2 separate regions of the Homo sapiens genome follow, and region 2 is linked to region 1. Evidence: read pairs that join two places in POLR2A ChIA-PET (ENCODE). Cell type or tissue: IMR-90. All regions are shown on one strand. Links, peaks and the distances in the headings refer to the core of each region. The heading gives the core; the rest is flanking DNA. Region 1 overlaps LARP1B (La ribonucleoprotein 1B). Region 2 has its middle 19 kb from the start of PGRMC2.

Region 1 (14,460 bases), core at 1-5,000:
TCTCAGATTATAGCTATTACAAACAAATTCCTATAAATACGTTTTTACAAAAACTTCTTTTGGGGAACAGGGACACAAATTTTTGTTGGATATTTACTTAGGAGTGGAATTGCTGAATTGAGCAGTAGGTTTCTATTTAGCCTTAGTAGAAAATGCCAGTTTTTCACAGTGGCTGTACCTATTTTTATCCCCATTAGCAGTATATTAAAGTTCCTGTTGATCTACATCTGCACCAATGTGTGGTATTTTCAGTCTCAAAATTTAGCCATTTGAACAAGAATGAACCCTAATGTAAACTATAAACTTTTAGTGAGAATGATGCATCTAGGTAGGTTCATGAACTGCAACAAATGTACCACTGTGGTAGGGGATGTTGACAATACGGGAGGCTATGCTTGTGTAGGGGAAGAGGATCTATGGAAAATCTATCTTCTGCTCAATTTTGCTATGAATCTAAAATTGCTCTAAGAAATGTGTGATTCCATCATGTAACATTCTCAAAATGACAAAATTATAGAGATGAAGAACAGATTAGTGGTTGCCAGGGGTTAGGGATAGTGGAGGTGAGGCAGGTGGGTTAGACTCTAAAGGGGTAACTTTAGAGAGCACAGGGAGAACTTTGTGGTAATAATACAGTTCAGTGTCTTGACTGTGGTGATAGTTATATGAATCTACATGTGATAAAATGGCACAAAACTATACACATACATTTGTGATAAGAAATGTCTATTTTCTTGTTTTAATATTACACAACATATTTCCTTTTTTTTTTTTTTCCCTAGAGACAGGGTCTTGCTCTGTTGCCCAGACTGGAACGCAGTGGTACGACCACAGCTCTCTGTAGCCTTGAACTCCTGGGCCCAGGTGATCTTCCCACCTCAACCTGTAGCTGGCACTACAGGTGCATGCCACCATGACAGGCTAATTTTTTTTTTTAATTTTTTTTTTAAGAGATGAAGTCTCACTATGTTGCCCACACTGGTCTTGAACTCCTGGCCTCAAGCAATCCTCCTGCCTCAGCCTCCAGAACAGCTGGGATTACAGGCATGAGCTACCTTGCCCAGCATTGTGCTATAGTTACATAAGATGTATATATAGTTATATATAAGATGTGACTTTTGAAGGGAAGTGACGGTACACAGTACCTCTCTGTACACTTTTTGCAACTTCCTGTGAATCTATAAATATCTCAAAATAAATATTCAGAAAAAGCTTTTAATGTAGTCATCCTGGTAGGTATATGTGTTATCTCACTGCAGCTTTAATTTGTATCTCTCTGATTACTAATGAGGCTGAAAAGCTTGAGTATATTTGCTGATTTGGATAGCTTCTTTTGTTGAGATGACTATTCAATACTATTGCTCATTTTTCTATAGGGTTGTCTTTCTCTTATTGATTTGTAAGAGTTCTTTATAAAATATTGTAAATACTTTTTGACACTTTTTTAACTTGCCTTTTTATTCTCTTATAGTATCTTGATGAAAAGAAGTCCTTTAATGTAGTGCAATTTATCAATCATTTCCTTCATTGTGCTTCCTGTTCAATAAATCTTCCCCACTGAAATATTACTGAGCTATTATTTCTATAAGTTTTATTATTTTGTGTTTCACGTTTAGAACTATAATCCATCTGGAATTCACTTTTCTAAACTGCATTCACATTTTGTATAACCTTACTGATTTTTTGGTTCTGATTGCTCCATCTTACACCTTTCTTTATACGAAAGGTGTGTGTTACAATCTCCCACTATGATTATGAATGCACCTATTTGCCTGCAAATTTTATGTACTTTGAAGCTACATTATTAGATGCACACAAATTTAGAAATATTATATCTTCTAAGGCAATGAAACTTGTCATGATTATAAAATATCCATCTTTATATCTTGAATAAGTTTTGCCTTAAAAACCTACTTTGCCTGATAGAGTAAATAGAGTTACACCAGCGTTGTTGTGTTTATTGCCACTATTTATTTAAATATATACACATATTTACCCTTCCCATTGCTCTTCATTTCTTCCTGCATCTCCAACCTTCTTTCTGGAATCATTGTCCTCTGCCTGAAAAATTCCCTTTAGTATTTTCTTTAAAGCAGATCTGCTGCAAATAAATTTTCATAGTTTTCATTTCTCTGATAATATCTCTATTTTACCTTCATTTTTATACAGGTTTATTTAGAGCTTTATTTTACATCTCATAAATTCACCTATTTAAGCGTACAATTCACTTATTTGTTTACCTTAATTCTTGAACACTATTTTCCCTTTCTTTCAGGCACTGTAACTACATCATCCCTTTGTTCCCTCACCTCCATTATTTCTACTGAGAAGTTAGCTGTAAGTCTTACTATTAATGCTTGTAATCTGTCCTTTTTATCCAGCTTTTGTTTTCAGTTGTTTTATATGGTCTTGATGAGGTTTTCTCTGTATTTATCTTCTTTGAAGTTTTTAGGACTAGAATCTGTCCTTTGGTGTCTTTCATCAGTTTTGGAAAATTCTTACCCATAATCTCTTCAAATATTACTTACGCTTTATTCTCTCTCTCTTCCCCCATTGGAGGATCCAATGATATGTGTTAGACTATGTCTCTTACACCCTTTTCTGTATTTTCCATCTTTTTGCTCAATGCTTCACTCTGGATTTTTCTTTTGATCCATCTTCCAGTTTAATAATTATCTCTTCACTGTCCTGATCTACTATTAAGCCTACCCATTGCACTTGATTATCATATTTTGTATTTCTAAAATTTCCACTTGATTATTTTTTAAAGTTTCTGGCTCTATACTGAAATTCTCCATCTTATCTTTTATTTTTTAACTTATTAAAAACAAAGTCTGCTTGATAACTCTATTTTCTGGATCACTAGGGGTCTGTTTCTATTTCCTGTTGTTTCTTTTGTTTTTTTTCTATCATATCATATTGTCTTCTAATATTCCTAATTATTTTTTGAGGATCAGACACTATTACTAAAAGCTTGAGGCTTAGGATGGAACTGGCAGATGAGTCTGAGGGAAATGAAGACCCAAATGCCAGCCTTATTTCTCTAGGTTTTCTTCTCTTTCCAGTTTTTTTTTTTTTTTTTTTTTTTTTAGCTTCAAGCCTTTTATTCCATTTTGGTAGGTTTGTATAAAAATACTCTCTTTAGGAAAATAAATAGCAGCTGCTCTCACTGTGGAGGCTTGGATTCCCTGGAGCTGAAGGCTTCTCAAAGCTGAGATCTGCAGATCAGCTCATCACAGAAGCCATGGGCACCTCCCAAGCTGTGCGGTTCAGGAGGGGGCGGCAGAATGGCCTGGTCCAATCACCTGCTGCTGCTGGCAGTGGGGCTGGTGAGTTGGTGTTCTAGGTGGGTAAAGTGGCACCTTCTGTCACGGGGGTAGGGTTGGATCACAGGAAGAGGGTGATGGAGAGTGTGGCAGTGATCTGGAAGGGGTTAGGGCTCCAGAGGACCTCTAAGGATCTACAAAGTCTCTGGGCTTCCAGGATTCCTCCGGCAGAAATGGGAAATATTTTGTCTCTGATTTAGTGCAAATTGTGCTAGAGAGGCCAGCTCTAGAGAAACAATGGGCAGCTTTGGTGGCCCCAAGCTGGCTCTACTGTGAAGCACAATATGGTTAGTCTCATTAGAGGGATGGAGAAGCAGCTGCTGGAGTTGGGTATGGGATACTGTCCAGGCCAGCTGGACTGGTGGGGGAAGGGGAGCAGACGTTGCTTAGGGTGGCACCTGCAGGGAGTAAGGCTCGGGTGCCTCACAAAGCGAGGAGGGTTGGAGAGCCAAGGGGGTCAGAGGATGGGTCTCCGCTGCTGCTGCTACTCTTGTGATGAGCTGAGGCACAGGGCTCAGGAGTGCTGGGGTAGGTGAAGACCAGGCTGGGGGTGAAAGGAGTTAGGGAGGGTGTGGTCATGAGCTTGGGGGTGTGCAGTGCCGCAGGTTCAAGCACAGGCCCTGGGGAAAGGGAGATACAAGGTACAGGGCGGCAGGGGGCTGGCGGGCTGCTGGTGCCGCTGGTACCGCCTGTGTACCCCTCCTTGGCTCCTTCGGGGATTTTGCAGATGGGTCAGTGGGCTTCCAGCACCAGCTCCAGGCGCTCCTTCTGCTTCTGCAGCTCCTCGATCTCTCGCTGCAGCCCTGATTTCTCATCTTCCAGTTTATCAGTCTCCGCCTGCAGGAAGTCAGTCAGTTCCTTCCTCCAGTTCCTACACTTGGCCGCAGCCAGCTTGTTCCGCTCGGGCCTTACTCGGCGGCGCTCCTCTTCCTCCGGGCTGATCTGTTCACAAGGCCTTGGACACACCACTGGAGGCGGCCCCAGGGCCCGGATGGCTCCTGGCTGGGGTTGTAGGGGGCTGGACTAAGGGTAGGTCAGAGGCCTGGGGCAACTGCTGGGCCCCAGAAAATGAAGCTGTACCATCCACTGCAGCTCCTCACTGCCACTCATGTTGCTGATCCTTGGCACGAGGTGGAACTTCTGCTGGGCTGCCTGCACTGCGGCCGGGGGGCTGCGCGGGGTCGCCATACCCACGCCATTCCCGGAGCTCGGGCCGGGTTCCCTGAAGTCTCAGAACATGCCCCGGGCTGGCGGCTCCGCGTGGTCCACGGCCGCTGGCTTCCGACTCTCTTTCCAGATTTTGACCACATGATGTTTTACTGTCTTGGCCCTCTACTGTGCCTTCACACAGATTTTTTAAACCTACTTTTTCAGCTGTTCTCAGCAATAGGGTTCATCTGAATTAGCCAGTCTACCACAACTGGATGCACAACCAAAGCCTAATTTTGGTTTTTGTTTTTGTTGTTGTTGTTATTTTTAATAAATTTATACCTTGCCTTGTTCAAAAAGGGACCAAAGAGATTTAATGATCTAATGGATATAAAAAAATTTGTAGCCTGGGCACAGTGGCTCACACCAGTAATCCCAGCACTTTGCAAGGCTAAGGCAGGTGGATCACCTGATGTCAAGAGTTCGAGAGGAGCCTAGCCAACATAGTGAAACCTCATCTCTATTAAAAATATAAAAATTAGCTGGGCGTGGTGGTGGGCGCCTGTAGTCCCAGCTACTCAGGAGGCTGAGGTAGGAGAACTGCTTGAACCCAGGAGACGGAGGTTGCAGTGAGCCGAGATCACACCATTGCACTCCAACTTGGGTGACAGAGCAAAAAACTCCGTCTCAAAAAAAATAAAATTTTGTAAACAGATTACAATTCAGTATAAGTCAAAAACAAACATACATATGTGGTGCAAAGGTAGAACAGGAGAGTAATTTTTCTGGGATTGAGCACAAAATTTATCAAATAAGATTTTCCTGGAAGAGTAATATCTGAACTGGGGTTTATTTAGCTAAAAGATAATGAATTTGGCAAGTAAACAATGTGAAAAGCCACTGCAGGCAGAGGAAACTGCACATGCAACTTGGTATTTATGGATACAAATTTTAAAGCAGAGAGCAACAGGACAATGAAAATATGTAAAAGCCAAATCAAGAATTCATGAATTCTTGCTTGCCAAAGAATTTGAACTTTATCCTGAAGGGGGTGAGGAACCACTGAATAGAATTAAGAAAAACAGAGAAATAATCATATTTATATTTTACGATGATGAAGGATTTTAGAAGGATGAAGGATTTTCCTTGGAATCATTTACTTTGAAAATAATGAAAGCCTGAAACCATCAATGGCCACTGTTGCTCCCACTCAGAGAAAGCGTAACTGAAAATGAAGCTAACACAGAGCAAAGTACACCAAAGATAGGGGTAAAGAAAAGCAAAGTCTTTCTTTGGTGTCTTATACAAAGCCTTGCCTAAAATCAAGAACTGCTTCTTGGACTTGTAGTAAATTATCTAATTTGCTAGGGAAAAAAAATGAAATGAGAAATAAGGAGGAAAGACTACTCTGACAAGAGTTAAGCTAGAAAGAGAATGAACTAGAGCCAAGAACATCCTATAAAACTTCTATAGAGAGATGACGCATGGCAGTAGGAATGAATATGAAAGGACTGATAGGACCTAGTGACAAACTGCATGTTAGAAGTTACGATAAGTGGATGGGGATTCCTAAGGCATCCAAGCAAAATAAAAAATATAGGTTTGGGGTGGGTTTTCTTTCATTTTTTAAAATGAGAGACAGAATATAAAAAAGATGCCTATGAAACATAAGACAAATAACTGGAGAATTTAGTAGGCTACCGGTAATATAGTTCTAGAGTCCCACAAAGACACAAGGGAGTCATTAGCATACAGTTAATAAATAAAAACCCAAAACTTAAGAATAGAGTCTATCATTTCTAGACAAGCTATCAAAATAATAAGAGAAGTAGGCCAGGGATAAACCAGGGAAGACCACATTTTAAAAGGCAAACTGGCCAGGCACTGTGGCTCATGCCTGTAATTCCAGCACTTTGGGAGGCCAAGGCGGATGGATCACGAGGTCAGGAATTCGAGGCCAGCCTGGCCAAAATGGTGAAACCCCATCTCTACTAAAAGTACAAAAATTAGCCAGGCGTGGTGGTGCACGCCTGTAGTCCGTGGCTGAGGCAGAAGAATCGCTTGAATCCGGGAGGCGGAAGTTGCAGTGAGCCAAGATCGCGCCACTGCACTCCAGCCTGGGCGACAGACTGAGAGTCTGTCTCATAAATAAATAAATAAATAAATAAATAAATAAATAAATAAATGGCAAACCAAGGCCAGGCGTGGTGGTTCATGCCTGTAATCCCAACACTTTGGGAGGTCGAGGCAGGCGGATCAGCTGAGGTCAGGAGTTCAAGACCAGCCTGGCCAACATAGTGACACCCCGTCTCTACTAAAAATACAAAAATGAGCTGGGTGTGCTGGCGGGCACCTGTAATCCCAGCTACTGGGGAGGCTGAGACAGGAGAATCGCTTGAACCCAGGAGGTGGAGGTTGCAGTGAGCCAAGGTTACACCATTGCACTCCAGCCTGGGTGACAAGAGCAAAACTCCATCTCAAAAAAAAAAAAAAAAAAAAAAAAAAGGCAAACCAAAATTGTAAACTTAAAACTGTAAAATAATAAATCCTGTTGTGTGTTTTATCACAATTAAAAAACAAAAGTAAAAAAGGAAGAGGGCAACAAGACCACTTTGTTGTGCCATAAAATATAAATGTGCTGAACAGATGACAACATGCTGGTTATAAGCAGGAACCATCTTGAGAGAGCTCTAACCTGACTAGGTTTGAGATATTCTGAACATCAAAATGAATGAGGACAAGAATGGATAGAAATCCATGTTGGAGTCCATACTATCACTAAAAAGGGAGAAAATTAAAATATAAAAATAAAAAAATGAAGTGGAGAGGAAAGTTCTTCTTTATAGAAGAATACTAACAGACATATAGGGAATAACAAATTTAAAAATCACCATCTAAATAAAAAAATAAAAATAAAAAATAAAAAACATTAACCTAAAAAATAAAAAAATAAAAAATAAATAAAAATCACCATGTTGGCCGGGCGCAGTGGCTCACACCTGTAATCTCAGCACTTTGGGAGGCCGAGGCAGGTGGATCACGAGGTCAGGAGTTCGAGACCATCCTGGCCAACATGGTGAAACCTCGTCTCTACTGAAAATACAAAAATTAGCTGGGCGTGGTGGTATGCGCCTGTAGTCCAAGCTACTCGGGAGGCTAAGGCAGGAGAATCGCTTGAACCCGGGAGGTGGAGGTTTCAGTGAGCCGAGATTGCGCCACTGCACTCCAGCCTGGGGACAGAGCGAGAGTCCACCTCAAAAAAAAAAAAAAATCACCATCTTATAATAAGCATAATAGCTGATTCAAGCAAAAATCACCAATGGAAGCTAAAATACTGAATAAAGACTGTTGGGGAACACAGTTTTAAAATATCACTCCAAGGATCATTTATTAATTACAAAAGAGAAAAGGTACATTTACAGTGAGCAAATCTGGTAGATATCATCATAACCAAATGACCAAATCACCAATTCTAACCACATCAAATTTTGTAACTGACATCACATGTCTCTGGAGAGCATATACTAAACAAGGCACATTGCCTATGTAATGTTCTTGTCAAAAATACTTAACCTGGCTGGGCGCGGTGGCTCACACCTGTAATCCCAGCACTTTGGGAGGCCAAGGTGGGCAGATCACTTGAGGTCTGGAGTTCGAGACCAACCTGGCCAACATGGTGAAACCTTGTCTCTACTGAAAATACAGAAAATTAGCCAGACATGGTAGTGCATGCCTGTAATCCCAGCTACTCAGGAGGCTGAGGCAGGAGAATCACTTGAACTCGGGAGGCAGAGCCTGCAGTGAGCCGAGATCACGCCATTGCACTCCAGCCTGGGTGACAGAGCGAGACTCCACCTTAAAAAAAAAAAATCTTAACCTGAAGCTAATCATATAAAGATATCGGGCAAATCCAAACTGAAGGACAAAACAACTGGCCTGAACTCTTGAAAAACATCAATGTCATGAATAGCCAAAAAGAAAAAAAAAGGCAGCACAACTATTCTAAATGAAAGAACATTAAAATTATATGACTCTCAAGGCAATGTGTGATTCCTGTCTGGAATTGACTTAGAAAAAAATAAAAGAAATTATAAAGGACAACTGAGACAACTGGAGAAATGTAAATATAAACTGCATATTCAATAATAGCATTCTATCAATGTTAAACTTCTTGTGTTTTTGATAATTGTGGTTATGTAGGAGAGTGTACTTGTTTTTAGGAGATACTTGCTGATGTATTTTAGGATAAGCTGACATAATGTCTACAACTAACTTTCAAATGATTCAGGAAAAAATGTATATATATGCACCTATATATTTATACATAGAAAAAAAGGAAATATGGTAAGATGTTTGCCAAATCTAGGTGAACAATATACTGGCATTCCTCATATTATGTATGTAACTTTTCTGAAGGTTTGAAGTATTTCAAAATGAAGACTTGGAGGGAATAAAATATAGATGCATATTACTGATACAGAAAAATATTCATAACATTAAGTGAGAAAATGGCATTGTCTTTCAAAGTCTACATTTCTCTGCAACTCATATTGGTCTGACTAGAAAGAAGAAGCTTAAGCAACAAGGATTTCCCTTCAGCCAAATTGCTTGAAAGAACCCTTGGTGCTTCAACTTTCTCACTTCCCATTCATGTCAATGTGAATTACAGTCTGATGGTAGGTCCAAGGTGGTCAGCAGTAAGGGATTTTTATTTTTTTATTTTACATTTCTTCATTTATTTTTTTTTCCCAAGACAGAGTCTTGCTGTCTTGCCCAGGCTGGAGTGCAGTGGCGCAATCTTGGCTCACTGCAACTTCTGCTTCTCGGGTTCAAGCAATTTTCTCTGCCTTAAAATAAGAAGTCAGTGGGGGAAAAAAGATGAAGCTGGTTGGGTGCAGTGGCTCACATCTATAATTCCAGCTCTTCAGGAGGCTGATGTGGAAGGATTACTTGAGGCCAGGAATTCAAGACCAGCATGAGCAACACAGTGAGACACTGTCTCCACAAAAAAGTAAAAAATTAGTCAGGTGTGGTAACACATGCCTGTAGTACCAACTACTAGGGAGGCTGAGACAGAAGACTCCCTTGAGCCCAGGAGTTTGAGGCTGCAGTACGCTATGATCTCACCACTGCATTCCAGCCTAGGCACAACAGGGTGAGACCCTGTCTGAAAAAAAAAAAAAAAAGAAAAAAATTAAAGCTATAGTTGAGATAGAATGTGTCCCTTTATGGGTCATAATCTCAGACACCATTTATTTTCTTGGCTTCTTCAGTGAAACTATATATAATAACCACACCTTTTTTGTTGTTGTTGTTTTGTTTTGTTTTGAGATGGAGTCTTGGTCTGTCGCCCAGGCTGGAGTGCAGTGGCACGATCTCGGCTCACTGCAACCTCCGCCTCCCGGGTTCAAGTGATTCTCCTGCCTCAGCCTCCTGAACAGCTGGGAGTACAGGTGTGCACCACCATGCCTGGCTAATTTTTGTATTTTTAGTAGAGACAGGGTTTCACCATGTAGGCCAGGATGGTCTCGAACTCCTGACTTTGTAATCCGCCTGCCTCTGCCTCCCAAAATGCTGGGATTACAGGCGTGAGCCACTGCGCCCAGCCCACACCTATTTTTTTCCTCCAAATTACCACTAGTGGACTTCCTGTCTCAATTGTTCCCTCTCCTTTTCTTTAATACCTTAAAAAGTTCAATCACTTTTCCTGCTTTAAGTCTCCCTTCTTTACTAAATACTCCAAAATCTACATTTCTGGCCTTCTTATCATCTCTAGGATTTAGAGAGAGGGCAAAAGACATTTTACATAAATAGACACCATGAATCAACTCAACATTTCCAAATCTGATCTTAAGATCATTCTCTCCTAGGTTTTCCTTGCTAATGTCCCTACTTCTTTCACAAGGTATTATGAACAGATTCTTTAAAATCGCTTCCCAATTTTGGCACTTTTTCATTCTCACGTAGGTTATTAATGAATGTTGAGAAAATAAACGATATTCCTTTTGTTCAGCTCTTCATTTCACCCTTGGATTACTATAAGTGGGTTTTTTAACTCAACTTCTGTCCTCCCCTATTCTGATCTAGGTTAATGCCTCACATATATAAACCTATTAAACCACTATTTTGATCATTCCACTTTCTTTATAAAAACTGCAATTGCTCTTTATTCTAAATTCCTATAAAGCTTTCAAGACACTTTGCAATCTGGTCCCACCTCACCTACCCAATCTTCAGAGTACTGTAGTGCTAACATTTAACTTACAGAAATTCAATTATACTTGTTTAGCAATAATAATACTTTTTAAATGGGCCAGCAATGCCACTGCTATTCTACTCAATGAATGTATGCATTGATGTAATCAAATCCTAATGTTAATGCACAGAAAGAAAAACCTAACGAAAGGATGAATACATTTCGATAATGTCCTGACCACTGAAAAGTGCCCAAACAAGTATAGTTTTACCATATCCTTTCATGTTCAAAAATGTTGAAAAGCATAGGGAAATAACAACTAAAAGTAGAAAGAATTATTTTAAGTATTAGCCTCTGGCCAGGTGCAGTGGCTCATGCCTGTAACTCCACCACTTTGGGAGGCCAAGGCAGGTGGATTACTTGAGGTCAGGACTTCGAGACCAGCCAGGCCAACATGGTGAAACCCCATCTCTACTAAAAATTCAAAACTTAGCCAGGCATTGTGGTGAGCACCTATAATCCCAGCTACTCAGGAGGCTGCAGCAGAATTGCTTGAACCCCGAGGGTGGAGGTTGCAATGAGCCAAGACCCCGCCACTGTGCTCCAGCCTGGGCAACAGAATGAGACTCCATCTCAAAAATAAATAAATAAAATAAAGTAAAATAATAAAATTTAAAAAAAAATCAGCTTCTAAAGAGAAAGATGACTATGGACAGGAAGACCCATCAAATTAGAATCTTTATAAATATGCTCAAGTACTTCAAAATTCAAGCACTTCAATACTTTATTTTATAAATATGATCCTGCTACATTACTACATATATATTTAGAAGCTTTTTTTTTTTTGAGACAGAGTTTCACTCTTGTTGCCCAGGCTGGACTGGAGTGCAATGGTGCAATCTCGGCTCACTTCAACCTCCACCTCCCAGGTTCAAGAGATTCTCCGGCCTCAACCTCCCAAGTAGCTGGGGTTATAGGCGCCCACCACCACGCCCAGCTAGTTTTTTATATTTTTAGTAGAGAGGGACTTCACCATGTTGGCCAGGCTGGTCTCAAACTCCTGCCCTTAGGTGATCTACCTGCCTCAGCCTCCCAAAGTGCTAGGATTACAGGCATGTGCCACCGCGCCCAGCTTTAGATGCATATTAAGGTGTAAGGCTATGCATAAAGTGATACGTATTTTACTGGTGATTTAAGAGAATTAGGAATGTTTTGATCATTCTCAATTTTCAACTTAAAAGGGCTCTAAAACCTATTCCCAAATAATATTGAACTCTGTTAGATAATTCACATACTTAGCTCTCATTAGATAATCAATGTCAAGAAACTTTTTATTACTCAGGAGCCAATTTCAAAAAAAAGTTGTAAACTCTGTATTTTTTTCATAAATTATATCAACAGGCTATTAATAAACACATTCGTGCTTACATATTACTGTATTCTATCAGTGAAGGAGTGACTAGAAACTTTATAAATTATATTGTAATTACTGGCCATAACTCTTTTTTCTTTTTTTTACTACTGGCCATAATTCTATTATTTGATGAAGACACTTCAGAAACTCATTTGTTTTCCATTTATTGACTTTATAAGTTTTTAATTTTGAATTCTGGGTCACAAAAAGTACTCTTCAATCCACTTTCTTTGAAACACAAGATTTTCTTCAGCCACTGTTCTAGCAATAACCACATCCAGATTTCATTATTTAAGAGGCAATCTACCCACTTAGAGCACCCCATACTACTTTCTGTCCTCAACTTCTCTTTTTTACTGTTCCCCTTCATAAATCAAACCCACCAGCTACCTTCTCTAGCTAGACTACTTATTCTCTGTTTTGATTTTGTACATATATCCAAATATTGCCTAATAATCAAGGCAAAACTCTTGCATGCATCAAGGGGAGAACTTTTTGAAAGAATGTATAAAAGAGCAAATTTTTCAATCGCTGTCTTAGCAGTGAGAAAAAGGGAAAGACTCTGTCACAGAAATCTGAGCAAAGAAACCAGGCGATCTTAGAAAAAGGGCAAGAAAGAAGCCAGCCAGTTGTTTGGGGCTAACTAGTTCACACCTCAAAGCAAATATACAAAAGAGGTCTCTCGTCCCAGCTAACAAAGCTGAGAATCATAAAGAATCTGGGGACTGGAAACTCCATCACTCCTCAACACTGTTCACAAATTGCCTATCACTATGCTTAGCACCTAACAGCTACTCAAATATCTGTTAAATGAATAAATGGATAGATGAATGAATGAGTGAACCAATGGGATAGACACTGTCATCAAGGAGAATGTGTTGCAATGGAAGTTATCTTCTGTGTCCTTTATTTTTGGTCAGGAATACTAAGCATAACAGTGGGTCCTAGATCAGATGTTTTATAATATAGAATATTCGTTATTTAGGACCTAGTTTTAAGTTCTAGGCTTCTCTAGGATGCTTCCCTTGATTATGCCAACCTAAAACTCTCAAAATTCTTTCATCCAGCTATTTTTAAATAACTGTTCTGCTTTGAAATATCTTGTATAAAACCTATGTGTATGGTATGAAAATTAATACAATGAACACCACATGCTACTACCATCTATGTTAATAGGACACTGCCAATATCCTGGAAGTCCCTTTTTGCCCCTGCCCAATCCCATTCCCCTCCTTCTCTCCAGAAAAACCACCATATTGACCTTAGCAAGACCGATTTCCTAACTGTTCTTTCATTTATTACCTTTGAAAGTTTCCCTATGCAATATATTTCATTTCCCCTGTTTTGGAACTGTATATTAATAAAATCATATTTTCTGCATATATTATATGGCTAACATCCACCAAACTTTTAAAACTTCTTTACTTTGGAATTTTTCTAACATATACAAAAATAGAATAGTATAACAAAGTCCTATATACACATCACATGGTTTCAACAACTATCACCATTTTACCATTCTCTTATTTGATCTATATTGGCATTGTTTTTAAAATCATCTTCATTTCTATACCAATTATTTCACTGTTAAATACCATACCACTGTATACAAAACATATATAATACCATTTTAGACATAATGAAGCTATTAGATTTAACAATATGGATGTGTCTCATAGTCCACACATTCAAAAGTTTCTCTACAAAAGATACACACACGTACACATATAGACATAACTAGAAATGGAACTGATGTGTATTAGAAAAATGCATGTATACATATGTACATGTGGAAATGGAACTGATGCTTCTTAGGATACATAAACAATCAACTTTAATAAGTAATACTAAAGTTGGTTGTAACAATTTAATTTAACACCAATAGTGATGTGTGAATTCATGTTGCACCACTTCTTTACCAAGACTTAATATTGTCAGACTTTTTAATTTTATGATGTAATGGGTATGGTCTTCTGCTTCTGGCTATGACGGAGCAACCAATACCAGCCTGTGCCTCCTAATGTAAATAACCATAAAACTGATATGACTATGAAACAACTATTTTTAGGGATTGAACAAAAGCAATGTAAGACTGTGATCTCTGAGAGAAGAGCTCACAAGATGGGCTCCACGATCACTCCAGCTCTATTTCTGGGTACAATTTCCTAACCATGGCACAGTAAGCTTCAGCCCAAGCAAAGTATAACTGTCCTGCTGAGCTGAGAAGGTAGTGCTTTAGAGTTTAGTACAGTTGAAGCAGTGGAACCTGTGGAATAGAGCGCTGGAGACAATCTATGCAGGGAAGAGGGGGGCAATAAGTCCATGTGAGGGTCAGGCTGCTGTGTGTCCTTGGCTGGAGGCAGAGCACATATGTT
Region 2 (16,211 bases), core at 6,879-11,878, 150 kb before region 1:
TGTACTGTGGTTACATAGAGAATATCCTTGTTTCTGGGAAAGACACATTGAAGAATTACTGTTGGCTGGGCGTGGTGGCTTAGGCCTATAATCCCAGCACTTTTGGAGGCTGAGGCAGGTGGATCGCTTGAGCCTAGAAGTTCAAGACCAGCCTGGGCAATATGGCAAAATCCCACTCTAAAAAAAATACAAAAATTAGTGGGTGTGGTGGTGGCACGCACCTATAGTCCCAGCTACCTGGGAGGCTGAAGTGGAAGGATGGCTTGAGCCTGGGAAACGGAGGTTGCAGTGAGCTGAGATCCCACCACTGCACTCCAGCCTGGGTGACAGAGCAAGACGCTGTCTTAAAAAAAAAAGGAACTACTGTAAATGTGTATGATGTATGCCACTTACTCTCAAATTATTCAGAAAAAGTAATATGTGTATATGGAAGGAGAAAATGATAATAAAACAACTATGGCAAAGAGTTAAAAATCGGTGAATATGAGTAAAGGGTACGTGGGGTCAGGGGAAATTCTTGACATCATCTTGACACCATTCTTGTACATTTTCTGCAGTTTGAAGTTATTATGAAATAGAACCTTTTTTAAAAAAACAAAGACCCTAGAAAGCATTAAAATAAAAATTACTGGCCGGGCACAGTGGCTCACACCTGTAATCCCAGCACTTTGGGAGGCCGAGGTGGGCAGATCACGAGGTCAAGAGCTCGAGACGATCCTGGCCAACATGGTGAAACCCCATCTCTACTAAAAATACAAAAAATTAGCCAGGCGTGGTGGCAGGCACCTGTAGTCCCAGCTACTCAGGAGGCTGAGGCAGGAGAATGGTGTGAACTCAGGAGGTGGAGCTTGCAGTGAGCCGAGATCGCGCCACTGCACTCTGGCTTGGGCGACAGAGCGAGACTCCGTCTCAAAAAAAAAAAAAAAAAAATCAAAATTACTTTCAGGTAGGAAAGTAACCAAGTTCTATTAAGGTATAAATATTTTTCCATGACTGTAAATTACTATTTATATAGTACTTCAAATTTTAAAATATTCTTTTTCACTTAATATTATCTTATTTAATTTAAATATTTCCATGTATCCACTTGGTCACATATCAATCCCATTTAGTAACTATATAGTTCTCTATCATTTTCAGCATCTTCCATTATTGAACAATTTCCATTATTTCTAGTTTTCACAATTGTAATTCACTGCTATGAATATATTCATAAAAATTACTTTATATCTTTTGGGACTATTTCCTAGGGATTTTGGAATAATTTTGCAGAACAAGATCTAAAACGAGGACTGTACTCTGTTTTAGATGTTAAAATTATATGGATTGAGATCCACTCATGCCAGAGGACATTTTCCATGTTTGTGAATATGAAGTTATTCTCAAAAATTAATCATCAGCACATTGGTACCATTGCCAGACTGCAGCGAGCTCTCTGTCTCTCTCTGTCTCTCTCTCTCTCTCTCTCTCTCACACACACACACACACACACACACACACACCATTCACCAAGACCAAGGAGCAAACCAAACAGGAAAAGAGGAAGATGCTCAGGGGCAGGGCTGACTGATGATTGCCAGAAGACCATTGCCAACTCAGCTGGAAAGCTTCATCCAGTTAAAACAAAGCACAGAAAATCAAATTTGCCCATGTTCAGATGCACTGGTTTTAGTAAATATGTCTTTTTCTGTTATTTGTGGTTTTTTTTTTCCTGAGACGGAGTCTTGCTCTGTTGCCCAGGCTGGAATACAGTGGCATGATCTCAGCTCACTGCAACCTCTGCCTCCCAGGTTCAAGTGATCCTCCTGCCTCAGCCCTCCCAGTAGCTGGAATTACAGGCACGTACCACCATGCCCAGCCAATTTTTGTATTTTTAGTAGAGATGGGGTTTCACCATGTTGGCCAGGCTGGTCTCGAACTCCTGACGTCAGGTGATCCACCCGCCTCGGCCTCCCAAAGTGCTGGGATTACAGACATGAGCCACCGCGCCCGGCCATATGTCTTATTCTTAGAGCTTCCAGGATTGTAATATAGAAACTGCTCAGTTAAAAAAAAAAAAAAAGACATGTACTCTGATTATAAATGTGTCTGGGGAGCTTTCAGAATTAAATGACTAAAAAATAATTTTATATGTAATGATAATTATGTCAGGCTAAAGACCAACTTGAGTTAATGTTTGTAAACAAGGAACAGCAATTAGCAATTTCAGTAATTAGGAACTGGTTTGTAAAGGATAAGAAGAGCATGGAACTTTGTTAAAACCCTGTTTCTGTCTTTAAGGAAGTACACAGACACACTAAGGTGTGTCTCTTTTGGGAACTGTAAAATGTGTGAATATATAGGAAATATAAGCACTTGAATTCTTACCAGCGCACATGAACGGGCAAGGCAAAGTTTTCAAAGAGATGCCTAGCACAAGAGAACATTCAGGAGTAATGGAAATAATCTATATCTTGGCTCTGGAGTTGGTTATGTGCATACAAGCTTTTGCTGAAACTCTCAGACTTTTCACTTAAGATCTGTTAAGTCTTGCTCCAAAGTACACGTTGAAAAGTGCAGCAGAGGCACACAAAGTTGGGCAGTAGCAGACCTGTTCTATCACTAACTAGTACTGTGAGTTTAAGCAAATCATGTAACTTCAGTTTCCTCATTTGAAAAACAAGATTATGATGAATGATTTCTTAGTTCCCTACCAGCTTTAAGAGTCTCATTGACAAATTTTTTTAAGTAGTAATGATTTTATGGAAATTATTAATCTGATTTAGGACTTCGGCAATTTTAACTGTAAAAGTTAAAGTTTTATCCATTATATTAAGTAATACATGGATACATTATAATTATAAAAAGAAATTCAAATGATATGATAAGGCCAAAGTTTTCCTGGCACCCTTCCCATAATCCTAGAGGAAACCTGTCTTACCAGCTTGCAGTGTATTCTTCTAGGTTTCTTTGTTGTTAATGCAGGAGAGGTATTATGGCTCTGTGGCTGTTAGCCTTAGCTTTAGCCTCTGTGACTCTTCAGTCTTAAAGACTGAGGAATAATTTTGCCCAGATCCAGAACCCAGTAAAACCACTAGCCAGTGTAGAACCCTGCTGAAGTCATCCAAACTCCCTATGCTTCAGTTCCGAACTAAAAACAGCAACAAAAATGGCAACCACTCAGGAGATTGTTGTGCCGATTAGATATGGTACATATAAAACACACAACAGAGCCTGGCACCCAGGAAGTATCAGTTATTACTGATAAACTTTTAGCTATTTTGTAATAAAATATCTATACTTACTTCTTCACCAATTCATTTGAAGAATAAGTAATTTAAACACATATCCTAACTCAAGAAAGTCACTCAAAGAGCAACATGAAATACAAATGCACTCAGGAAAATAGATCTCTTCTCTTGGAATATTTAATCATTGATCTTGAGACCAAAGTCTTCTTTGATATCATCTGATAAACCTTGCAGATGAGGGAAGTCAGGCTCATCAAGTTATGTTACTAACACTTCAGATTTTTATTTAATATGGGAAATATTTAGTAGGTGGGGGGAGGGATGAAAAATAAAATTGAAGAGAGCTATGTCCAGCCTTGTCTCTATAGTTTTGTCCCATCACTGAAAATCATTAAGCAGTCATGATACCTAGGGACCCGAGGACACCGACAGCATAACATGGCTAAACACACTGTGATGAATATCTGAGCTTTGTTTCTAACTTAGGAATGAGGGTTCAATGTGCTTGCTTTATTTTCATTTAGCATTTATTCTATAATAGATTTTCCTTTCTTAATTAAGAATCCTTTAATCAAGGAGGCCGAGGCAGGAGAATCGCTTGAACCTGGGAGGCAGAGGTTGCAGTAAGCCGAGATCATGCCACTGCACTCCAGCCTGGGTGACAGAGCGAGACTCTGTCTCAAAAAAAAAAAAAAAAAAAAAAAATCCTTTAATCAAGCGGGGGAAAAGCCTGCCTGGTTAGATTTGGATTTTACTATTTTCTTGACACAGAAAGACACAGAGACTAAAGTTTCAACTGAGAAAAAATAAAGTATCACGTTTTCTTCCACTTGAGCCTAATCAATTTTTTACCTTTACACACAGTGATAAGAGCCTGTGCCAAAGGTTCTTGATTCTGTCTACGTGAAAGGGCTATACCTGACAGCCACTTAGTCCACAAGTCAATAGCCTTCAATAATGAAAAGTCAAGGGCCCTGACTCTGGGTTTGCACCATTCCTGCACTGCTCCAGGACAGATGCTCCCTCTGCTGGGGTGGCCCCTGCTCTGGCAGATGATCCTTTTGCTCCCATGACAACCCACCGTGCAGAGAGCACACCCATGCAGTGCCCTGTTGGAGATGAGAGAGACGAAGGGTAGAGCGAAAGACCGGGGCTTGCCCTTTAACCAGACCCAAATGTTTCCCTGGCCTTCTTGGCTAAATGCCATTATCAACACATTTCCAAGAGCAACAGCTGGCCTCGGGGAGCAGTGAACTATGGCCCTTGTGTGATTTAAAGATCCCTCTGCCCCACATTTCACCTCACTCTCCTTTTAAACTGTCTGATACACTGTATTTGAGACTTATTCCTTTAGTTTAACAATCATGTCTTAAGATGTAAATGTCCTTGGGACCATTTGCTAATGCAGTAAGATCCATCAGTCATTCCTGCTACGGCATGAGTTTGTTTCATCCATCCCTTTCTTTCTACCAGCTAAGATCATCAAATCTAGAGGAGGAGAGTTGGGTTATGTTTTATTGTTCTTATTTTATCTTTTGACTCAAGAGATGAACTTATGAGGGAAGGAAGGGTGATTTGGGAGAATAGGGCCCTGCTGGGAAGGGTAGGGAGGTGAGTAAAAAGGGTGGGCTTCTGGCAGACAGCAGGAGGGCCTGGATCAATCTGGGTGAGTGGGGAATCCAGCAAGGAAGCATACATCCAAAACAAGCCCCATTATTTCACAACTATGGGACTAGCCTACTTCAGGGAATATCACTCCAGATCTTGGCCATGACCTAGAGTTGCATAAAATCTGCTTATCTTTCAAATTAATACCACAGTGATTGATGAGAGAGCATTTTTTCAGTAAACTGAATTTAAAACCCAGTGATCACATGAAAAAAAGCATAATAAAAAATCACACACACACACACACACACACACACACCCATCATGTACAAATTATAATTTAGATAAGGAATATAATTCCCAATTACAAAGTGAAGGCTGTGGCAGTATTATGTATAATGACCTTGACAGAGAAGATTATCTTCCCACATTGGCCTGCCACCCCGTCCTACATTTTGTATAGCCGTGACCATGCCGTATTTAGGATGGAATAAGGACAAAGGCCTACACAACCATTGATCCCCCGAGGATGGAACGACTGGCTACTTTTCCTCAAAAGTGTGCTAAGCACATGTGTGAGCTGGTAGCTATGGATTGCCTTCAAATAAACAACTGTTTCCAAATCTGCCTGGATTGTAAAAATCACCCAAGGTGCCTGTTTAAACCAAGCCATTCCACAGAATTCTGATTCAATAGGCCTGGAAAGGCCCCAGGAAATTGTGTTTTTCATCAACACTTCAGATTACTTTTGTAATCAGGCATATGCTATAAATACCAAGATAAGACGTCTACAATTTCAGGAAGAAAATTAGAAAGGGGGAGAGGCCAGAGGGAGTCATTTCTTTCTTGAGCTTGGAAATATGCATTGCTGCCCCGTTTAGAGGATAGAGTATGACTTCAGGCCCAATTCATTGCCTGTCTTGAGCTGAGAACTTTCCATAATATCAACAGAACATAAGAATCCCAGATAAAGAGGGAATTCAGCTCTTATGTACGAAGGCCTATTAATATCCATAAACTCACTAACCTTTTGGAAATATGCAATTAAGATCTAGTGTTGACCGGACACGGTAGCTCACGCCTGTAATCCCAGCACTTTGCGAGGCCAAGGCGGGCAGATCACTTGAGGCCGGGAGTTCAAAACCAATCTGGCCAACATGGCAAAACACCATCTCTGCTAAAAATAAAAAAAAATAAAAAAAATAAAGCCAGATTTGTGGCACACACCTGTAATCCCAACTACTCGAGAGGCTGAGGCAGGAGAACCGCTTGAACCTGGGAGGCAGAGGTTGCAGTGAGCCAAGATCATGCCACTGCACTCCAGCCTAGATGATAGAGTGAGACTCCGTCTCAAAAAAAAAAAATCTAGTGTCGTGGAGCTTATTGTGATATTCCTTGATATGCTGGTGGTAAAGGCCCCACCACTGCCAAAAAAAAGATGAATGTTGCTACTATAATGGTGCAGCCAGAGTTCTGAGATAATAAACTAAAGCTGGTTAACACAGCAAGTTAAAATGTGGGTAGTGCCCAGAGCTAGTTTGAAGTACAATACACAAATGGAACACAACTTTTCACAAGAATTCCTTTACCACGGAGCTAGCTGTATTCAGAGCCCCATTCAGCAGCCTCCTAATACATGGCCTAGGCCTGAAAGGGAACACAGGAAAATAAAACAGTAATTATATGGAGCGATAGGATTGTAAGTGAAGTTTTTCTATATTTATTTTCTGTATTGTTATTTTAATATGAATGAGTGCAATAAGAAATCAGCAGTTTTTAATGTATTACTTGCTATTCACTCATGACTATTTTGTCAAAAAGCAAATGAAAGTATTTCTTAATGACAACTGAGCCAGTTTACTAATGCTTCTATTCATGAAGATATTATATTCCATCAACACATTCCTCTGTCATAAACTTCATTTTCAGACATGAAAACAATATAAGAGGCACTGAGACTCATGTCTCAATTTTGGAAAAAGCATTTCATACACTATGAAAATGGAGTTCAATGCTTATTAAAATAGCACTGGACATTCTGGAAAAACTTAAAATATGCCACAGAAGCCTCTGAGGTAAAGAGAAGGGAGAAGTTAGGGTTGAGAGGGTTAGGAAGTAAGAGCAGGGTGGAAGAGGCCAACAGCCCAGGAATTTCCTTGGTACAGGTAGGCTTTGGTCTTTTTCACTGCCTAAGGCTGGGGCCAGAGCCTTGAGGAAACGCATTGTGGTTAGCCCCAGGCACCCCAGGACAGAAAGGCTCTCTGGTGGAAATAGAAATGTACATTGGAACCATTGCATCTGGGCCTCATGGTCCTTTCATGCTTTGATAGAGGGAAGGGGTAGAGCAACTGCCTAATGGTGGGACTGGGAGAATGATCACAAACAGGATGCTAGGCTGCTGAAAGTGGAGTGGGAATGGCTGATATCAGAGGGAGGGGCTAAGACCAGCCCTGTGATGGTGGGGGGAATCCTGGCTAAGTGAGGGAAAAGGAAAAGATAAAAGCCCCAAGGAGAAACCACGAGGACTTGCAGCCCCACTGCTCTGTAGCTGAGTGCAGGCAGTCAGGCACCCAAACAGACAGACAGACTAAGGCTGTTCTCAGCCATCATGGCTGAGCTCAGGCTACCCTGCTTTGCATATCTCATGAGCATTTTCATGTTTGACCACAGCTGACTAAAGTATATTTGCTTCCAGACAATTTGCTAATAGAGATATAACTGCAAGAGAAAGGCAGATATTCCAGTCCAGGCCAATAGGAAAAGCTGAACTTTCACCTTTCTCCCAGAGTTTATGATGAGGTTTGGAATTCAGACTAATGTTCAGAAGACTTTTTCTTTCTTTTTTCACTTGACTTTCCAAATGATGGCAGGGACCTTAGATAACAATTTTCAAACTAATATTTTCACCAAAAAGGATTAGATAAAAAACAACTAGCAATCTTTCTTTTTATATTTTGGTTTAAAGTTTAGTATTCTCTTTCAGGTGGAGGATGACCAGTTTTACACTTTACTGAAAAAAAAATATGTTTTAATTTTATAATTTACTTTCCCAAGAGTCCATCAGATTTCTCCAAACACTCATCTAGAATATATCCTTCAATTTTTCATGAGACTCTGGACATCAATGGGTAAGACTCTTCCATGACATCATGACACCTTAGCCCAAACACCCTCTCCTGTGGTTGTATTTCCTTCTACAGTCATGTGCTGCCACATCATGTTTCAGTAAAACAACAGATCACATACACAACAGTGGTTCCATAAGAGTATAATGGGCCAGGTGTGGTGGCTCATGCCTGTAATCCCAACACTTTGAGAGGCTGAGGCAGGTGGATCACCTGAGGTCAGGAGTTCCAGACCAGCCTAGCCAACATGGTAAAACCCCTTCTCTACTAAAAATACAAAAATTAGCCAGGTATGGTGGCGAGCACCTATAATCGCAGCTACTTGGGAGGCTGAGGCAAGAGAATTACTTGAACCCAGGAGGCGGAGGCTGCAGTGAGGCAAAATCACACCACTGCACTCCAGCCTGGGCAACAAGAGCAAAACTCCATCTCAAAAAAAAAAGAAGAGTATAATGGAGCTGAGAAACTGCAACACCACAGTAAACAAACTTAACTGCAAGCAAGAGAGCCAGGATTTGAACACCCCTGACTCCAGACCCCGTGTGCTGAGCTACCAAGCCTTCCTGCTCTCACCAGTGTGAAATATTAAATGCTCTGGGATCACCTCCTCCAAGTAGCCTTCCTGGCCAGCATTTCCACCCCACCTCCTCTGCTCTGGGTTGCATCCGCCCTTAGTGTTCTCATAGCTCTTTATCAATTGTCTCCCAGCAGGGACTGCATATCCCTTGAAGACAAGGTCCATGGCTTATTATCTTTATAATCCCAGCACCTCCCAGGGTGGCTAGCAGAGAGTAGGAGCTTAAGGAGTGTTGAAATAAGAGACATCTAGAGAAGATGCCAGAATTAAACATCTATTATTCTCATGTTGAATCTATTATATATATTTATACTTTCATTTTATATAATGGCATTACTATAATTATCCCTTTTACAACATAATATTGATGGCTAATTTAGATGAATTGATTCTATTTTCAAGTAATTCTGCTAGAGCTCTTTGACTATAGTAGGCAGCTAAAATATTCAAGGTATCAACAGTGGCCAAATGAATAAATAAAAGAAAAATAAAGGTCATATATTAAATAAAGTGGAATCAAATAGTAATTGTTAAGAGTGAAGGCCAAAATGTAACCAACCATAATGAATATTTAAGAGCTCCCATTTTAGCAATCAATGCCCTTCCCCCACAGGAACTCACTATAACGCACTGCTCAGATCCCATTGAAGGGAAGAGTTCCTGTCACCTCTCTTCCAGATTCCCTGTTAAGCCAGGCTTTCTCCTCTCGAAAGCACCCTTAACCCTTGACTTCAGGAGGCTGGTAGCAAAAGTCATGACACAGAGAAAATGTGCACTAGCAGAGTCCTTACTGGGAGCACAAAGTTAGGAGCCCAGCTCCTGAGCAAGAGAGCAGAAGAGCATAGTGGTAAATCTTGAGCCTATACCTACTAGCATTTATCTTGAGCAGGTTACTTAACTTCTTCAGGTCTCAGTTTCCTCATATGTAAAACAGCCCCTACTTCATAAGTCTGCTGGGAGGATTTGGTAAGATGATGTATACAAAGTACTTTCCACATTACCTGGCACATAGTAAGTGCTCAGTAAATGTCAGCTACTGTGGTCTAGGCAGATTGGTGAGTGATAGCATCAATGTCTCACACAACAGAACCAGCCTGTGGGGTAGCTTTAGCACAGGTTCCAGGATTGGAGAACTTTGATCCTCAGTGAGTCCTGCAAGAATATGTCAAGGGAACTGATATGGTATAGATTGCCTGGATGCAAATGATCAGTTTCTAGCTGTGTGAGCTTAGAAGAGTGGCTTAACATCATTGTGCCTCAGTTTCCACATGTGTAAAATAGTGATAATAATTGTACCTGACCCATACATTATTGTGAGGATTAAAGGTGTATTTGTGTGTGTGTGTGTTGTGTGTGTACAGGTATATCCATATATATATATACATGTGTAGTGTGTATGTGTGTATACATATATATGGATATACCTGTACACACACAACACACAAACATATATGAACAGCTTTGGTACAAAACAATATAAATAAGCTGTTACTGTTATTATTCCAGGTGACCTTCAGCCTTCACTTTCTACCCAACAGCTCTGTGTTGAAGCAGATAGAGAAATGACATTCTATGTGGTCACTGAGGGAAATTTTAAATATCTTCCTACATTTGTTCAAATAAGCTGAGAAATCCTTGGTACTCAGTATGTCTACTGGACAAAGTTGGAGTCCAATATTTCAATAGGACCCTTTCTGCTTTTAAATTATTTATTAACCAGTTTGTGACAATGTACAAGAATTCATATTTCTCCTATAAAAGTCTGGTTCTCCTGCCCCTAAGTGTTTCAGAGAAAGAAAGAGGTCTGGCTCAGGAGAACAGTTTTGTCGAGTAAAAATGGCCCCAAAACTGTTTACAATTCTCATTTGATTACTCTTACCATAGAAAACAAAACAAAACAAAAAAACGGTTATGAGGACTTTAAATAAAACTCATTACGTGAAAAGGAAATGGCAAAAGTCACACAAAACTATTGCATAGTTTCTGAATTAAGTCAAATAAAGTAAGGAAGCATCCAAGATAAGGCTGAAACACACCCTTCCCACTAGTGATCTGTTATTCTCTGATAAAAAAAAAAAAAAAAAAACTAACTAATAGAAGCCAACCCTGGGCTACGTGAGGTCCTTGCAAAAGGTACCTTCTCTATTTCCTCCTATCAATATCCACAGCAGCGCTGTACCAAGACATTTCTGCACCCTAGTGCTTTCATAGTCACTAGATCTCTCTCCCACCCCCAACACCACCCCCCTCAACACACAGACAGTTACATGGATGGTTTGGGGTGAGGGCGAGGAAAGAGAAGACTGAACAGTTTCTGATTCACTGCACACGCAGGGTCCTGTTGTAAACACCTGGACACTCAGCAACCACCAGCTCTCCCCCATCATCCCTCCCCAGCACTTGGTTTCCGAACATGGAAGAAATAGCCCCTTCAAAAGACTGTATCTAAAACTGTCACAATGCCCACCCCATACCCAGCACAATGCAGAATTCATCAATATCATATTTAACAGGCCCCAGAAATTTCAAACTACTAAAATTTTTCTGGTAGTGCTATCTGGATACATGCCTGTTGCATTTTAAGCTAGATGAGGTAAAATACTTGAAAGAATCCTATACTCTAGCTCTCCTAATATAATAATATACATCATTTATTATCCAAACTTGCCACATGTCAGAAAGCCATTACTCTGGTGGCAGCTCAGCAGCCTATGGAAAATGAGTCAGGACACTCAGTCTAGTTGCAGATGGCAGATGCCTGGGTCACATATCACCCATACAGGGGACAAATCTAGAACCAGTGTCCCAGTGAGGTTCGGTCGGTGGCAAGACAGGCCAGAACAGGGAAATCTGGGACCCCGAGTAGTCAGAGTCCAGGAGCAGAACTGGTGTGGGAGAAAGGTTCCAAGAGGGACAACTGGTACTAAGGAGTTCACAGAAGAAAAAAGGAAGAAAATCTGGGGCCTGAGGCAGCACACCACCCCAGGGAGGGGACCAGCTGAGGCTCAGTCATAAGGAACAGGACAAAAACCAGTCACCAGTGAGCCACACCAGATCTTTTCAGGAATTAGTGGTGTTTGGATACACAAACACACATAAATATACATAACTATGTATGAGAGAGAAACTCTAGTTTAGAAAGCATAGAATTAGGTATCTAGTCTCAGATTTAAGCCTCACAAGCTATGTGACCTTAGGCAAATCACTTACCCTCTCTCAGCCTATTTCAGTAGCCGTAAATGGAGACTACATCTTTCACACTTGTTGCACAATGTTGTGAGGACCTGATGAAAGAACAGATGTGAACACAGTTTATAATCCACAGTGCTCAAGAGCCATAGCAGGGGCTTCTTTCCTTCCTTATTAACATACCTGAGGGATGCTCTGGAAGGATCAGATTCTGTGCAGCCTTTACAAGCCCCCTTTTGCCTTTCAAGTCTACTCACTCTCACTCTCTCTCTCTCTCTCTCTCTCTCTCTCTCTCTCTCTCTCTCTCCTCTCTCTCTCTCTGAAAATCATTGCTCTAGTCCAACAATGAAGCAGACATTTAATTATTCTAAGTTCATACTGGAGGCCTGGAGGCCACGAGGCTCACAGATGTGGTTTCTTTAGCCTGCAGTTTGGCCTGTACAGGGTACCTCTTCCCACTTCTCATGCTCCCCAAAATTACATATATCCTGTACAACTTCTAATATTTAAAAATCAGTAGATTCCATAAGGATTTAGCTTTATAGCTTCCCTTGAAAAAAATCAAAAGATCTAGCAACACTGGATCTAAATTCCCACAAGGCAACACCATGGTACAACAGTGGTTCTCAAATCGCCAAAGTGTATTAAAGCAGAGACTGCAAGGCTCCCATGTTTAGAGTTTCTGAATCAGTGGGCTGAGACGGGGCTGAAAATCTTCCATTTCTAACAGGTTTCCAGGTGATTCTGATGCTGCAGGTCCAGGGACCCATACTTTGAACACCACTATGCTAGATCTTTGTATGGGCTGCTCTCTTTACATAGGGTGTGCAACTCCCATTTGCCATAGCACCCACCACCTCCTATTGTCAGTGACACAAGTAAGAATCTGATGTCATTTATCTGGCTAACTCTGTTGTTTTTCTTACACATGCAAAGCCATGTGACTGACTGAATCTACCCGGCCTCCTAGGCAATTGAGTTAGCAACCTCTGCTCCTTGGAGGCAAGAACTCTGCCTTACCTAATACAGCACTCTCTTCTCTTTCTCCCTCTCTCCTCTCTCTTCCACACACACACACACACACACACACACACACACACACACACCATCCCATACAATGTCTTGCACATAGCATTTAAATATATTAATTGATTTTAATTTCTGCATACAACCTAAAACTTTCAAGGCCTGAGGATAAGGGACAGAAAGACTTTTAAGCAAGGAGTTGGTGTAGTCATCTCCTCTTACCTAACAGATCCACAGCTAAGAGCAGGGGGGCCATGCTGCCTCAAATCTCATGGAGATGGGAGGCAAAGAATGAACCAGATCAATGGGTCAGCCATGAGTTCTCCTGAGATCCACTTGTCCAATTAGCTTCTCAATCCTAGTACTTATCCCCAAATCCCCTAAAATTAGCTACCATCCAAGAGTATTATCAACTGAGCAATTCAACAAACTGCCTTCACTGATTGGTTTTGTTATTCACCAGCCTGAGGGCATGGGGGACACCTGGGTAATAACTTTATGTCTCTTCTTGCTTTATTTTCTATGAGCCCATTAATAAACCTGGAACAAATTCTGTGTGCATTTCAAAATCCACTAAGTAAAGTCACTACGGAAAACAATATGGAGGTTCCTCAAAAAACTAAATATAAAATTACCATATGATCCAGCAATCCCACTTCTAGGCATATATCCACAAGAATTGAAATCAGTATGTCAAAGAGATATCTGCACTCCCGTGTTCATTGCTGCAGTGTTCACAATAGCCAAGTTATGAAATCAACCTAAGTGTCCACCAATGGACAAAAGAAAGTGGACATATCCAAAAGAAAATATGCTAGGTGAAATAAGCCAGGCATAGAAAGACAAATACTGAATAATCTTACTTGCATGTGGAATATAAAAAAGTTGAACTTATAAAAGTAGAGAATGGTGGTTACCAGAGGCTGGGAGTCTAGGGAGTGGCTGAGGAGATGTTGGTCAAAGGATATACAAAGTTAGACTGGTTAGACGGAGGAATAATTTTTTGAAATTTATCATACAGTAGCATTATTATTATGTATTATTAATCATAGTTATAGCACTGTATTTTATATATCAAATTTGTCAAAAGAATATATTTTAAATGTTCTCAATAGAAAATAATGGTAAGTATGTGAGGTTATGGATATGTTAACTCACCTGGTATAATCATTCCATAATGCATACATATATCGAAACATCACATTGTGCCCCATAAATATATACAATTATTATTTCTCAATTAAACATAAAGATTTAAATTTTTAAAAATCTACCACAATGCAGGCCAGACTCTTTCCCTTGTCCACTCCCAACTCACATGATCTATCTCAGTTCCTTGGACCAAAGCCATGGTTTGTGTAAAATGACCCCAAATTTAACTTCCACGAAGAGTTTAAATGTTTCTCTTCTCAACAGTGAAATAGGCAGTTCATTCTAGAGACTCTATAAAAGACACCAGTCATTAAGGCAAACAAATTTTATCCTTCTTTCATGGGCTAACAGTGAATGAAAAGAGGGGTACACCAAGGTAATTTGTGAAGGCGTAAGCACAAGTCTTGAAATTAAAATATTCTTGAAATGCGACCAACAAGGACGAAACATTTAAATTAACGGTTAGAGTCCTCTCCTGCACTGTCAAAAAGTAGCTTCAGAGCAGTATTATTATTTTATGGAAAAGGGCCTGGAGACCTATTACAACTTCCCAGGATTATACAGTTATAATCAAAGACAGAGACTAACTCATTCTCAAATCCACAGCCTCAAAACCAATCGTCATCACTATCCATAGGCCTTGTATCAAGGGCATACCTTCTCCACAAACTGTCTCCAAAAAGCTTAAGGACTCAAAGGCTGAAGATGGCTCAAAAACGAAATGGAGCATGATGATTACTCCTTAAAACAAGGAGAGAGAAACAGAAAATTAAAACATAGTGAATCAGAGAAAAGACATGCAAACACACTTTTACAATGACAAATGATTCCCAGCCCAGACATACTTTGCTTTAGTCTAGTTGAATGTAATAACAAATTCCAAGAAAGAACAGATCTCTCAGAAGGAGACTGGGAAGTAGAAACAAAGGTAAAAGAGTCTGAGACAAAAGTTTTCAAAGCCCATCAAGCACCTCCAGGGAGAGCCTTGGCCAAGTGTCCCAATCCTTAATGAACAGAAATGCCTAAAACCTGTGAATTCCAGGAAAGCCAAAAGGAAAAGACTAACAGATTTGACCACATAAAAAGTAAACACTTCTATAAGGTAAAAGATCCCATAGCAAATTCAAAAGGTGAATGAATATAGACAAGGAGAAAGTATTTGAACCTATGTGAGAAAAAGGGTTAAAATTATTTATTATATTATAAACATCCCTCCACATACACATATACCATACCCTCCACCAAAAATGATCAAGGACAAACAACCCAACAGAAAAAATAGACAGGAGAGGAAATTCATGGACAAATCATGAAACAGGAAATGCAAACATCCCAAAAACATGCAGAAAAATTCACAATCTCACCTGTAGTCAGAAAACATGCAAATCAAAATAAAGATGTATTGTTTTTACTGATCACACAGCCAGGGGTAAAAAAACAAACGAACAAACTAAAAAACTAAAAATATCAGCATCACCCAGGACTGGCAGGAATATAAGGAAACAGATATGCCTCTATGTTGCTTGGGCTATATAATCCTTGGAATATAATTTGGCCATGCTTAATAAAAATAGTATGTTCTTTGATCTCAAGTCCCTCCTTGGAGAAGTGCAGTGGCAAAAAATAACCTCAACATTCATCAACAAGAGAAATAATTGAATATATTCCAGACATCCATACGAATATTGTAAAGTTATTAAAAAGAACAAAAATAGCATTAATTTGGGAGACAGTAAAAGGCAGTGGTAGCACTTTGGACTCAAAAGCCAGATTGCCCAAGTTCCAGCTGCTGCTCCCACAATCACTAGCTGTGCAACTTTGGGCAAATTAATCACATGTCAGTTCCTTGTCTACCCACTGGGGACAATAGTGCCATGGTAGTTGTAGGGTAAATGAGGTGAGGCACAGGGCCTGGCACCCAGCAGGTGCTAGAGTGATGTCCATGAGATTCTGTTGGGAGACGGAGAGACTGCACAAAATGAATAGCATGAATCTATTTAAGTTAAAAAAAAACTGTTTTATACAGTGGACTCTGTGTGTATGGGTATGGTGGTGGTGGTGGTGGTGGTGGTGAGAGGAAAGGAGAAAGTTTTAATTTTTTCTTTCCACATCTCTCTGTCCTTTGGCTTGTTACAAAGAACATGTCTTACTTCCGTCATTTGGAAAAATGATTCAGTAACATTTTTTGGAAGTGGGGTAGACGAGCATGCTTCACAAGTGCAGGGGATACAAAGGCATAATTAAAGACGGGAGTGAATCTGGAAACCAGGAAGTTTGGTGTGTCTGGAGCACAGATCATGTGCT

The links. Peaks named below come from ENCODE experiments on the same cell type or tissue, not always from the same donor. Only the 100,000 strongest peaks of a DNase experiment are listed, where the experiment ranks them.
Region 2: POLR2A ChIA-PET joins it to region 1 with 8 read pairs; 1 of 35 experiments calls an interaction of 5 or more read pairs at or near these places.

The regions. Positions count from the first base shown.
Region 1 is chr4:128,145,494-128,159,953 of GRCh38, reverse strand. The region is part of intron 11 of LARP1B (La ribonucleoprotein 1B); the gene reads right to left. It also overlaps the pseudogene FOSL1P1. Among named protein-coding and RNA genes, the nearest start is that of LARP1B, 91 kb to the right of the region's middle. In IMR-90, for the core only: no CTCF peak of the experiment used is centred there; no DNase peak of the experiment used is centred there; H3K27ac peaks cover 1,258 bases.
Region 2 is chr4:128,298,575-128,314,785 of GRCh38, reverse strand. No RefSeq gene overlaps it. Among named protein-coding and RNA genes, the nearest start is that of PGRMC2, 19 kb to the right of the region's middle. In IMR-90, for the core only: no CTCF peak of the experiment used is centred there; no DNase peak of the experiment used is centred there; H3K27ac peaks cover 169 bases.